Linked DNA regions of Homo sapiens: region 2 is linked to region 1. A link is a contact called in ENCODE Hi-C or POLR2A ChIA-PET data. All regions are on one chromosome and are shown on one strand. Each heading gives the region's core, a stretch centred on a gene start or an enhancer-like site at or near the end of the contact. The rest is flanking DNA. Distances are from core to core; before and after follow the strand shown. Region 1 overlaps COL4A1 (collagen type IV alpha 1 chain). Region 2 holds the start of COL4A2-AS1 (COL4A2 antisense RNA 1).

Region 1 (6,086 bases), core at 1,813-4,312:
ATATATACATATATACGCATATATACACATATGTATATACATATATATACACACATATATATACACATATGTATATACATATATATACATATATATACACATATATATATATATACATATATATATATATTTTCAACTTACAATGGGCTTATTGGGACATACCCCATCATAAGCTGAGGTGCGTCTGTATGTGCTGCTCAAGCTCTTGCGTATACCCACATAGTTGATGGAGGGCCACTGCACACATTTCCTGATATTCACTGTCTCAAGCTAGACGTCTGGGCTGGAGGGAGAAAATGAGAATTTCGGGAAGAAGATACAGATTTGCAGCCACGCTTTTTATGCATGATTGGTTTAATCTTTGCTGCTTTAATGTTAAATATTTAAATGCAAGAAATAATAGTAATGATAAATGTAGCTGCTAAGTGCAACAATCCACACTGTTAAATTTCATTCACATACTTCTAGTGAACACATATACATCCTTTTAAGAGTTCAGTTGTATGTCTCATAGAGCAAAGGAGAGTGAGCACTCACGCCTTCCTCTTAGGCAAAGCAGACCCTCTAGGGGATCTCCTTGCATCTGTCCCCCCTCAAACTGTGGTGGCAGTATTCCTGCCCTGACGTCAAGCCTCATGGTGTGGAGGGAGCTCCCGGCGGGGCCTCGCCACAGAGTTTTCCATGACCCCGCGGCACCCACCGCAGCTTTCCCACCCCTTTCCCAGCGGCGGCATTCAGGAAATGGTCCTGCAGATGTCTCTTCTGATGTCTCTTCTGATGGTGGTTGGGCTCAAGGAGTTGGCCTTGTGGAATTTCGGAAAGAGTTCTGCAGTCACCCACTGACTGTGACCCATCCTTGACATCATTTCCCTTTCACTGGATACTTGGTGAGCTCTGGCTTCAAATGTGAGGGCTTTCATTCCCTGAATGATTTGCAGTCTGCTCGTAAATGGAAATCTCGAGGCGCTAGATGACAGAAAGCAGCAGCAGGGCCATCGTGGTCCCGAACGCAGCTTGCCCTGCACCTCTCAGCCACTGCTGCGGACTCCAGCCAGTCTGGAATGGTGCCTAGAATGCTTGGACTGCAAAGGCGACGGGGGTCCTGTCCTGCCCAGTAACCTTTCACTACCTCTTAAAGTTTTTAGGATTCGTATGTGGAATCCTACCTCATGCTGAGCGTCATGTTATGCAATTGGCTAGTTCAGCATCCCATGACATTTTATTGAATTCAAACACCATGAATGAATAAAACAATTTCATTGCCTGTGAAGAAGTTACAGGGTTGAGGTGGAGAAGGAATTGCAGTTTCCCTGATAAGCATTGCTTGTTTCCCTTGGATGCACCCAGCACATGGAGGCTGCCATACCCAGTACACTCAGTGCTCAGTACCAAACCCGGTACCCGTACTCATTCCGTGCGTAGAGGAAGCCCCCGAGAGCTGGCAGCATCTCTGTGTGTGCTTCAGTCCATTGTGAAGATCCGTGATCCTAATATTTCAGATTGGAAAAATCCATTAAAATTTTGATTTAAAGATATGGATTCCATGTCAGCCACTGAAACAGGCCTTTGACAGTAAGAATTTTGATGACTGCTTATTCTAGGTATATTTTGTGTTAACATCAGTTTTTGTTGTTGGTAATTATATTTTCCCCCCACATTTAGAAGCTTCATGCTATTTTAACTTCAGCTGTCCTGGGTATTTGATTTGTATTTGAATTTCTGACTTAGCTATGACGGAAGCTTATTAGAGTATTTGCTTTCCTGAATCATGAACTTGTTTCTACAAGCATTGGAAGAGGAAGGGAAATAATTGGGTATTATAAAATGACTTTCTATCCACGCATTTTAAGGATTTTTTAAAAAGTATATGCTTGCTTTAGATAATGCATTAAGCAAGAATTTTAAGTTGCTCCATGCATGAAACCCTATTTCATGCCTAATTTACAATGCCTAATTTTGGTGCTAAGATTATTCTCCATGTTGTATTCTTTCATCTTTATAGACAATGGCACTTTGTTCTCCCTCCACAAATTCTGAATTTCATCATTTGGGGACACAGCAGTAGTCATCTCCGGCTTTGGCGTATGATTTTCCTTTTTTGATCAGTGCTCTGCATTGCACTGATGTTCAGGAATGAGAGCACAAGGTTCAGCTGCACGAAAACTTTCTGTGTAGTATTTTTCAAGTTTCTCGTTTCTTTCTTCCATTTTAAATAGTCTTTGCTGTGACAGACAATGGTTGTGGTTTTCATTTTTGCCTGACATGAAGTCTGTGGCCGCCATGGATTTTTGGACCTTGCCTTGAGCACACCATGGGAAACAGATGATCGAGGGTCCTGTTGCTCCCTGACTCTAACTGTGCACATTCTGCCTTGAGCTCCAGTGGAAGTGGGGGGTCACTGTGGTCACGTTAGTAGCATTGCCAGTTGCAGCTGCAAAGTCTGGCTTGGACCCTGCTAGCTCCAATAACCTTTGCACAACATGTCCAGCTCTTTGCTCTTCTTACAATCCTGGTGGAAATGTGCTAAAATCTTGGAGGAATAATTTGGCCCCATACTGCATGCTGGTCGCCAGCTAACTGTATAGCTGTTTAAGTGCTTATTCTGTCCGTTTGCTCTGCTCTGGTTCCCATAATAACCTTGGACAGGGTACAGAGTATTAGATTATTCGTGTGCACTTTTATCTGGACAAAAGATTAAGAACGTTAAAAAAATATGTGGGGAATGGCAAGAACCATGTCCATGGAGGAGTCACTTCCTTCTTAGCTCCTTCATTTCAAAGCTCTGGGGATACACAGATTGCTTAAACTTTCTGGTGACATTTGGGAAAGAATGTGTTCTTGCGGTAAAAGCAAGGTCTGGGAATTTGGATTTCTGTGTTCTGTTCCCAGCAGCACGAGGGGTCACCCAGTGACGTACGACAAGTCAGTTAAGCATCGGAATCTTAATTTCCCTATCTGTGAAATGGACATAGAAGGGTCGGTACCTTGGGCTGACATGAAGTTGGTGAATTGTTTGATGTTCTGCTGGGAACCGGCTTGCTCTAGTGACCCAGAAAAAACAGGGACTATGGTGGAGGCTGACCTCATTTCTATTTCTGGCTGTAGTGCTGACTCAGTGAGAAACTTGTAGAAATCAGTTAATCTGGCTCTGGTCCTCAGTGCATTCCATGGTTAAATTGAGAATTATAAAATCTTATCATCGCTGGTCTCATGGCGATACTGCCCATATTAATTAAGTACTAAAAATACTCCACCAAATGTATTAGAAAGCTTCTACATGGACCTGCCTTTCTCATTTCCTTCCTGTCTGATGTTGGGTTACTTGGGGCTACACAAGTCCATATTTATTTATTTATTTTAGCCGCTGTTTGGAGTTCAGTCCTATTCTGGTTTGAGCAGACTTTTCCTATATCCGAAAACTGGGTGCCCCAGATTGGTGACCTTGTGCACTGTAACTCCTTACAGCAGGATTTTCTGCCATTGTGTCCTGGGGCCATCACTGCAGGGTGTATTTAAGGAGCTCTTCATTTGAACAAGTCCTGGTCTGGGAATGTTTTTCCTTCCTCACTGTCACAGGCCTCAGGGAGAAGGAGCCAGCCTTCCCTGTCAAACCTTGGGATCAGGGCCCTCGTGGAGTCACGTCTGTGCTTCTGGCCGACTCCCTGGATGCTGCTGGCCTGAAGGGGCAGTGCCACAGTATGGGGCTTGAGGTTCTTTAATCCATTTACTGTTTGATTCAATTCTTTAGGGTTTGAAACAATCTCTCCCATATTTATCCACATACTGTGTCTAGACTCCTGACATATCCTTTCAACGAAACACAGCTCTATGGAGGTGTGGCGGCTGAGTCCCAGGTTCATAACGTCCTTCCTGCGTTTGTAAAAATGGAGCAGGCAGTTAATTCACCAGTTAAGTGCCAGGACTGGCTGAGTGGTTTGGAAAGAAGGACGACTTTGGATGTTTATGTTATGTGGTGTGTAGCTTGTCGGTTGATTTTTACTTTCAACTAATGCAACTTTGAGAAAGGCACTGAACACTAAGTAATCCTGCCTGTGATCTCCAAACTGTCTGCCTTATGTTTTTAAATCAGCTAACAATGGTTACTGAATCTACCCAATTCGTATGGTAAGGCTGCACTGAAGTCCACATGCTGTAAAGTAAATAGGTTTTCTTGATTTCTTACAATGGTTATGGGTTGTTGTTTTTTTTTTTTTTTTGAGACAGAGTCTCACTCTGTCTCCCAGGCTAGAGTGCAGTGGCATGATCTTGGCTCTCTGCAACCTCTGCCTCCCAGGTTCAAGTGACTCTCCAGCCTCAGCCTCCTGAGTAACTGAGATTACAGGCGTGCACCACTACACCCAACTAATTTTTGCATTTTTTAGTAGAGAAAGAGTTTTGCCATGTTGGCCAGGCTGGTCTCGAACTCCTGACCTCTGGTGATCTGCCCGCCTCTATCTCCCAAAGTGCTGGGATTACAGGCATGAGCGAGCCACCGCACCCAGCCCAAAAAATACTCTTGAAAGACATTTCTCATTAAAGCCCACCATCACCCCATGATGGCCCAAGGGAGGCTAAGCATCTTGCATGAGGTGCACACTGTGGACTCTGCCCACCCACATCTCCTAATGGTCTCTAAAGAGGAAGACGTCTTGGAGGCTCCATCACAGAATCTCAGCACTGAGGCTGTTGCTAACAAGAGAGTTCCATTGATTGAGCGAAATTATAACCAGTTCAGTGAAAAACACCTCGCTATTTGTTACTCTATTTACCCAAGAAATTATTTGGCATTAAGTACATATAAAGGATTGTGCTAGGAATGAGATATAAATATTTCCTGCCCTCAAGAGTTTAAAACACAGTAGAGCAAAACCACCTGAAGTAGTCGTTGCTATCTGTTTCCAGACACTCACTGTGGACTTGCGCAAGGCTGGATGCTGCTTAGATTTATTATGGGAAGTGGCTCATAGGATTATAGAGGCTGAGGAGTTCCATGATCTGCCGCCTGCAAGCCTGGGAACTCAGGACTCCTGAAGTGTAACTGGGTCCAAGGCCAGCGGCTGGAGAGCCCAAGGGGCTAGTGGTACAAGTCCCTGAATCTGAAGGCCAGAGAACCCAGAGTTCTGATGTCCAAGGGCAGGAGAAGATGGGTGCCCAGCTCCAGAAGAGAGAGAATTGGCCTCTCTTCTGCCTTTTTGTTCTATCCGGGCCTCAACTAACAATGACACCTGCTCACCCTGGGTGAGGGCAGATCTTCCTTACTGTCCATGTATTCAAATGCCCATCTCTTCCAGAAACACACCCTCAAAAACACATCCAGAAGTCATGCTTTACCAGCTCTCTGATTATCCTGTGACCCAGTCAACTTGGCACCTAAAATTAGGCATCACGGGCCAGGCGTGGTAGCCCATGCCTGTAATCCCAGCACTTTTGGTGGCCGAGGTGGGTGGATCACCTGAGATCAGAAGTTCGAGACCAGCCTGGCCAACATGGTGAAACCCTGCCTCTACTAAAAATACAAAAATTAGCCAGCGTGGTGGCGCACGCCTGTAATCCCAGCTACCCGGGAGGCTGAGGCAGGAGAATCCCTTGACTCAGGCAGTGGACTTTGCAGTGAGCCGAGATCGTGCATGCACTCCAGCCTGGGCAACAGAATGAGACTCCATCTCAAAAAAAATATATATATAGCCATCACAGTTGGTCACCAATTCCTTCCTCTGTTCTTTACTGCTGCCTTTTGCCTGACTGATGTTCCTCTTCTGTAGGGTGAAAGAGGCCTCCCGGGGTTACAAGGTGTCATTGGGTTTCCTGGAATGCAAGGACCTGAGGGGCCACAGGGACCACCAGGACAAAAGGTAAGCACGGCTGTGGGATTGGGGGTGGGTGGATGTAAGATTGCCCGCATTCTTGAGATAGCGGTGATCAATGACAATGGCATTTCTATTCTGTTCCAGGGTGATACTGGAGAACCAGGACTACCTGGAACAAAAGGGACAAGAGTGAGTACAGTTGCTACTCACAATCGATGATTCCATGCGTGGGACAGGCCCGCTTCCAGAGCCGGGCACCTTTTCCCTCCTTTCTCCTTG
Region 2 (6,086 bases), core at 2,581-5,080, 290 kb before region 1:
GGCGCGGAAGTCCTCTAGACAGCTGCCCGGTGACACCAGTGATTGGCCACCGCCTTCGTCTCCCGCCGCCGTGTGCTGCACAGAGAGGGGGGCAGGACAGGGTTAGGAATCACAGCCTGCAGGTGGCACGGGGTCAGGGCATAGCCCTCTTCTGTGCATTTGTTTTTACTGAACAGCAAACCATGAGTGTCAATACGGACATGAGGCATCCTCGCGAATGCGCCTTCAGCAAGAGGGGGCTGGTGAAATACACATGGGCCCCCTGCAGGAGGCAGCCCCAGGCACCAGGACGTGCTGCAGAGGCAGCTGCATGGACACTAATTCACAGCCAGGCTGGCCGTTCGGTAAGAACTAGAGCCGTGACAGCAGATACGAGCGGTAGATATAATCCACTGCATTTCAGTAACAAAACAAAACATCTGCCTAATCATCCATTCAAAGAAAAATACCTGGCAGAAGAGATAACACAATGTTTACTCTTTTTAGAAGAAAAAAATAAAATTAAGATGTAGGCTGGCATCTGAGGCTAATAAGTTAAAAATAATCACCCAGCCAGGCCTCCCAGCTCCTTCTCTGAAAATGCTGATGATCAGGGAGGAAAGATGAGTGGTTTTATTTTTTTTTTTAAATCTGTACTTGCTGATTTTTCACAATAAATATGTATTACTTGTGTAATTAAATATATATTTTTTCAATCAGAGGTTGTTAAATAGTTGATTCTGAGGCTGGCTGGGAGATGGCTGAGGTCTTCAAGGAAGCCTTTTTTTTTTTTTCATTTTAAAGTTCTACTTTCTGTTGCATCAACATGTTTAGCCTTTATGGAAGCGCACGGCAGGCCTCCTGGATCCCAGAGTTGGTGTATAAGGGCCATTTGGCTTGGCTGAGCAGGCTTTGAGTGGTAAGTGGGCTTTGGAATCTGTTTACTTAGAATAGAAATATCTCAGTTCAGTTTGCAGGGAAAAAAGGGGCTGTTCTATGATATATTTGGGCAGGGGCCCCAGTTTAAGCTTTCCTTTAAATACAAAAAAAAACCCAAAAACCTTTAAAAAGTGTTCTGCTCACATAAGGCAGAAGCCTGTCCAGCCCTGAGCTGCCTGCTCTTGTCTGCTAATGAGCAGGTAATAAGAAGTGGAGACGTCCTCCAGGGCACCTCCGGCTTCACTTTGGTCTGAAGGAGCTGAGGCCATGCTGGGAGCTGCCCAAAGGAGACACCTGGGACTCCCAGAACGAGGTCAGAAGGGAGCACAATGTGAGAAGTCTTAGAGGCTGGCACCAGCCAGGTAAGAGCTGAGTTTGCTGCGCACACACACATGCATACATGCACACATGCACACACATGGTGTACACTCATGCACACACACAAATGCACGCATGTACACACACACACACACAGTGCATGCTTGTGTACACACCCCTATGCACACACGTGCATAAGTGCACACAGTCCAGGCACACGCACCCTTTCCAATGTGCTTCTCTCAGTGGACAAACCTCTGGCTTGGTACTCATAGCAGCTCATGTATCTTAAGAGAATTGCCTGGACGAGAGGCTGACCTGGAGAAGGGGCTGTGAGGGCTCCAGATAGTAGCCAGAATTGAAAAAAGAGGAACTAAAATAACGGCTGGCTAGATACTTGTAGCCTCTGCCAGAGCAGCTTTGAGAGAGGCCACCGAGGGGAGGGGAGGAAAATGACTTTTGCTGCTGCAGTCTGCATCCGGGGCTCTGCCCTTGTCCTCCCTCCCACGTGGCGCTCGCTTGTAGGGAATGCAGAAAATGCATCCTCTGGGGCCACCCATCCTCACGGACAAAAGAAGGGTGAGCCAGGCGCTAGCCTCAGCACTGCTCTCGCCTTCTGCGTACCCACTGGGGACGGTGGGGCAGTTGCTCTCAGCCAAGCTGTCCTCTCCTCTCCAAAGTCAGCTCTTATTATGCTGAGATGCCAGCAGCCCTAGTGGTACCATATGCTTGTCACCACACAGAAGGGATCAAAGAGTATTTAAAGTGCAGACGAGGCACACAGCTGTCTTGGTTTAGGTCCTGCCTCCTAGACGGCAGTCAGGGCACATCTGGAGGGGGCACATCTCCAGTACACAGATGTGTCTGCTCACTTATCCATTGTCAGGGACAATGGGGACTTTCTGTTCTCAGAAGTCAAGGTACTTCTGGCCCATCTGTCCTGACCCAGGAGCCGTCTCAACCCATGCCTTTTGGGGATGTCAAGTTCCAGGCTTGCTGGGGCTGTCAGCCATTTATGTAAGCAGAGAGTTACGTGTGCAGAGGATAATGTCTGCTTATCTCGTGACAGTCATTTGAAACCTGATGCTAATGGAACAGGGGATGCCTGACCTTTCTGGATACTGTGTAATCATGCCCTTCACAAGGGAGAGGCTCATTTATTTTGAATTTAACAACGGGAGTGAAAAAAACAGGAGCAACCAAAGCTTACTTCCTGACACAGGGGCACCCTGAAGGTCACTGTGAAACAAAAGAAGGTTGCTCCAAAGTCACCTTCCATGATAAGCTTCTGGAAAGGTAGAAATTGTGCCTGTCCCTGCCCAGGATTTAGCATCCTGTTGCTCCAACTTATCATAGCAACGATACCTATTAAAATGCCAATACTTGTTTATCTTTTCCTTCCTTTCCTAGAATCCGGATTTTTTTTCCTGTTGTTTTGAAAGATTAGCAATCACTATGTAATTTATATTTTATGTTGTGTGTGTGTGTGTGTGTGTGTGTGTATATATATATATATATATATATATAATTTATGAAATATTTAACATGCTGGGCATCCAATCCATATAGCTGGAGTTATGACAGTTATAATGCATATAAATAAACTCACTGGAAGACCCACTGTCCTCAGTGAGACTTTCTTTTCTCCCTACAATAGTATACAGATGGTCCCTGATTTACCATGGTTAGACTTAGGATTTTTGAGTTTTCGATGGTGCAAAAGCAATATGTATTCAATTCACTATTTGATTTTTGGTGGGGTTACATCCAGATAAACCCATCATAAATTGAAAACGCACTTTCAACTTATAGTATCTTCATCTTACAATGAATTTATCGGGACGGGACCCTATTCCAAGTTGAGGAGCCTCTGCTTTAATAGGCAATATTGCAAGAGACACTATGGTGCTGTGGTCTCTCCCCTGGAGGTTAAGCTAAACCTAATCTGGCCAAAGCTGAGGGTTCTCTATTTTATACCCAAAGGCGATCCGGAAGGGTGGGCGGTGCCTTCCCAGGTCCTGGTTGTGCACCTTCTCCTGGCTTTCAAAGTATCCACAGGCTCTCTATTTTATACCCAAAGGTATTCCAGAATTTTCCTCACGAATATATATCCATTTTAAGCCAGCCAGTTAATAGGTATTTCTTCAGGGTATTCTAGGTTCCAGATAGATTCTAAATAAGATCAGGATTCTAGAGAAAAGTCTCCCATATATTTAGACTTCTGGTAAACCCAAAGCAGCTGCACCTTTGGTGTTGGTGTTGTACCTAGTAAGACGGATAACAGGCAAGTTCGTCCTGGTTACACTCCTTACAAAGGCCTGGTGGCAAATTAATGAGCCCTTTCTGGGTGGAGGAAGCCCTGTGCCCAGCATGTGGCTCAGTTAGCCAAGTGTAAGCTGTGTTCCAGCTCTCGCTCGCTTCCTGGGCCAACTACCCTTGTGCAGTGCACACCCTGGACTGCCGTGTCTGATTCTTCTCACAAAGGCAGCTGTTCTTGCTGTGTCCCCAGCAGGGTGTGGTTGGGGAGGGGAACTGGGCAAATACCACATACCATGAGGAAGGAATATCCGATCCACAAACTCCGCCACCCAGCTGGGCAGTGTGGGATGGAGACATCCTGACTGTGGACCGCGATGGCGATGGCCGGGGCCTCACACACAGAACAGCGGCTGATGTAGGGCTTGATCTCGTCCTCGGCCACGGGCATCATGGGCAGCGGCGCAGTGGTAGAGAGCCAGTAGGACTTGTCGTTCCGGCTGGCATAGTAGCAGACATCACCAGGGTTGCAGTACAGGAAGGGCATGGTGCTGAACCGCGCCAGGCAGGAGCCCGCCAGCCCTGTGGAAGGAGGGGTCATGAGATCACAGTGCAGTGTGGCTAGAAGACGCACCTGCCAGCCCCAGCCAGGCCCAGGAGGCTGTGTGTCACGGACTCGCCCCAGGGCACCTGGTGGAGTTTAGCCACCTACTGGAGGGCCAGGCTAAGGCTTCCCAATTTCTTTCTTTTTCTCTTTTTGATCAGACTCCACTGGCATTTTGGAACAGCTCTGTTCTTCTACAAGTTCTCACACATACTGGGCCAAGTTGGATCACCAGGGAGTGGCGTCTTCATGGAATAGCATTTTGGGTGAGCCTTACCTTAGTGGGGTCTTAACAGCACTGGCCCCAAGAAAACTCTGATGGCCTCCAAGGGGTCGCTCTTTGACCCCAAGGAGCCACCCCAGAAGGAGTCCTGGCCCTTCTCCCTTCCATGTAGCTTTATTGCTTCTGGAGACTAAGATAGCCTTTATCTCCTGGCCACAACGAATGCTGCAGCTAAGCAGGTTTCCCTCTTCACATGGATTGCTGAAAAGCTCAGACCCAGAAGTGCAGCCACCTTTAGCAAACATGCCCGGTGCTAGGCTGCCTCCTTGGCCCTGTTCCTAGATCTATTTTTGGCCCTTATCCTTGGCGGCCTTTGCCCCGTTGTTCTTTAGAAACTCATTGTGGAGGCGGGGCGCACAGGCAGGAATGTGAAGGCACCATGAGCCAGCAACATGCTTCCCGGGGGCAGAACGCCTGATGTAACCTGCACCGAGGAGGCAGAACACAGCCAGTATCCCAGAGACCCTTCCCGTCACCCCCTCAAAGAGGACCTCAGACTAAGCTACCTCCACTTGTAATTTGTGTGTATTGCATTTTCTGTATTCGAAGTCGCGTTAATGCCTTTCAAAGGCTTCCTTAAATAAGAGCATGCACACGTGTCCATGGGTCCATTTTCCTCGGGGGGCTGTATGGGAGAGTCTTACATGAACCCCAGCCCCTCATGGCCCCTGCCTGACTCCAAGTCTACAGAACTTGGGTCAAAAACAAGAAGGAGGTGAAGTAATTGGTGGTCTCCACTGGAGAGGGGTCGGGGGTCAGACGGGTCACATGGGAGCCTGCGGAAGTCAATACCAGGTTAAAAGGCAGGTCCCTGTGTTAAGGTCCTGAGGTTTAAGGGCTTTGTAAGGCTTCTGCTTCAAAGGCCGTTTTAATCTTTCTGCACTCGAGGAATGTAGATGGACCCTTCCGTCAGGGGAACTTACCAGCCGTGGAGGGTTTGGGAGTCTCGCTGTGGCCCTTTGATCTTGGCCACTTCCGGGCCAGCCCTGAGCAGGCAACGGGGGCCGGGTGGGAGGTACCTACCCAGGTCCTGGTTGTGCGCCTTCTCCTGGCCCTCGAAGTACAGCAGGCTGTATCCACTCCAGAGTTTGTTCATGCCCACTGGGCACATGGGCTCCTGGTCCGTCTGGCTGTGCTTCACCAGGAGGTAGCCGATGCTGACGCTGCGGCCTGGCATACCCGGCAGGCCCGGGCTCCCTGGACGGCCTGGTGCACCTGCAGCCCGAGAAAGAGAGAGAGTGGACGGCCTGGTGCACCTGCAGCCCGAGAAAGAGAGAGAGTGGACGGCCTGGTGCACCTACAGCCTGAGAGAGAGAGAGAGAGTGGACGGCCTGGTGCACCTGCAGCCCGAGAGAGAGAGAGAGAGAGAGAGTGGACGGCCTGGTGTACCTGCAGCCCGAGAGAGAGAGTGAGTGGACGGCCTGGTGCACCTGCAGCCTGAGAGAGAGAGAGAGTGGACGGCCTAGTGCACCTGCAGCCTGAGAAAGAGAGAGAGAGCAGCCCCCTTGACAGCCGCCCCACAGAAACCTCGGGACCCAGGAGTGCAGGGCAGTTTCCAGGTGCGCCTAGAACCATCGCTCTCCTTCCCCAGATCTTGGGGCTCAGTCTGTTGAGATCAGGAGACTCTTGGGAAGGATTTGATCCACACTTTGTTCTCAGTAGCATGAAATGATGGCAGTGAGGGCACTGGGCACAGAGGAGGGGTCC

Evidence for each region. Hi-C counts contacts between places; a loop is a spot of excess contacts on that map. ChIA-PET counts read pairs that join two places held with the same protein, here RNA polymerase II (POLR2A). Pooled maps may share reads with other maps.
Region 2: a pooled map shows a loop between it and region 1 (2.7-fold over the local background). The contact joins the promoter of COL4A2-AS1 here to the enhancer-like site in region 1. A Hi-C loop is called at or near these places in 1 of 168 maps with a recorded cell type or tissue (Caco-2) and 5 of 50 pooled maps. POLR2A ChIA-PET finds 5 or more read pairs at or near these places in 1 of 52 experiments (H1).

The regions. Positions count from the first base shown.
Region 1 is chr13:110,213,692-110,219,777 of GRCh38, reverse strand. It overlaps COL4A1 (collagen type IV alpha 1 chain), which reads left to right. Exons shown (of 52, transcript NM_001845.6): 3 at 5,763-5,852; 4 at 5,952-5,996. Among named protein-coding and RNA genes, the nearest start is that of LINC03082, 88 kb to the right of the region's middle. Within about 2 kb of position 3,062, at least 8 of the 41 ENCODE cell types and tissues checked have a DNase peak (open chromatin) inside an H3K27ac peak, as active enhancers do.
Region 2 is chr13:110,505,923-110,512,008 of GRCh38, reverse strand. It overlaps COL4A2-AS1 (COL4A2 antisense RNA 1), which reads left to right and starts at 3,830. Exons shown (of 3, transcript NR_046583.1): 1 at 3,830-3,910; 2 at 4,258-4,362. COL4A2 (collagen type IV alpha 2 chain) reads right to left here. Exons shown (of 48, transcript NM_001846.4): 46 at 5,403-5,594; 47 at 3,788-4,074; 48 at 1-75. RefSeq lists enhancers at 1-93, 3,408-3,907, 3,908-4,409.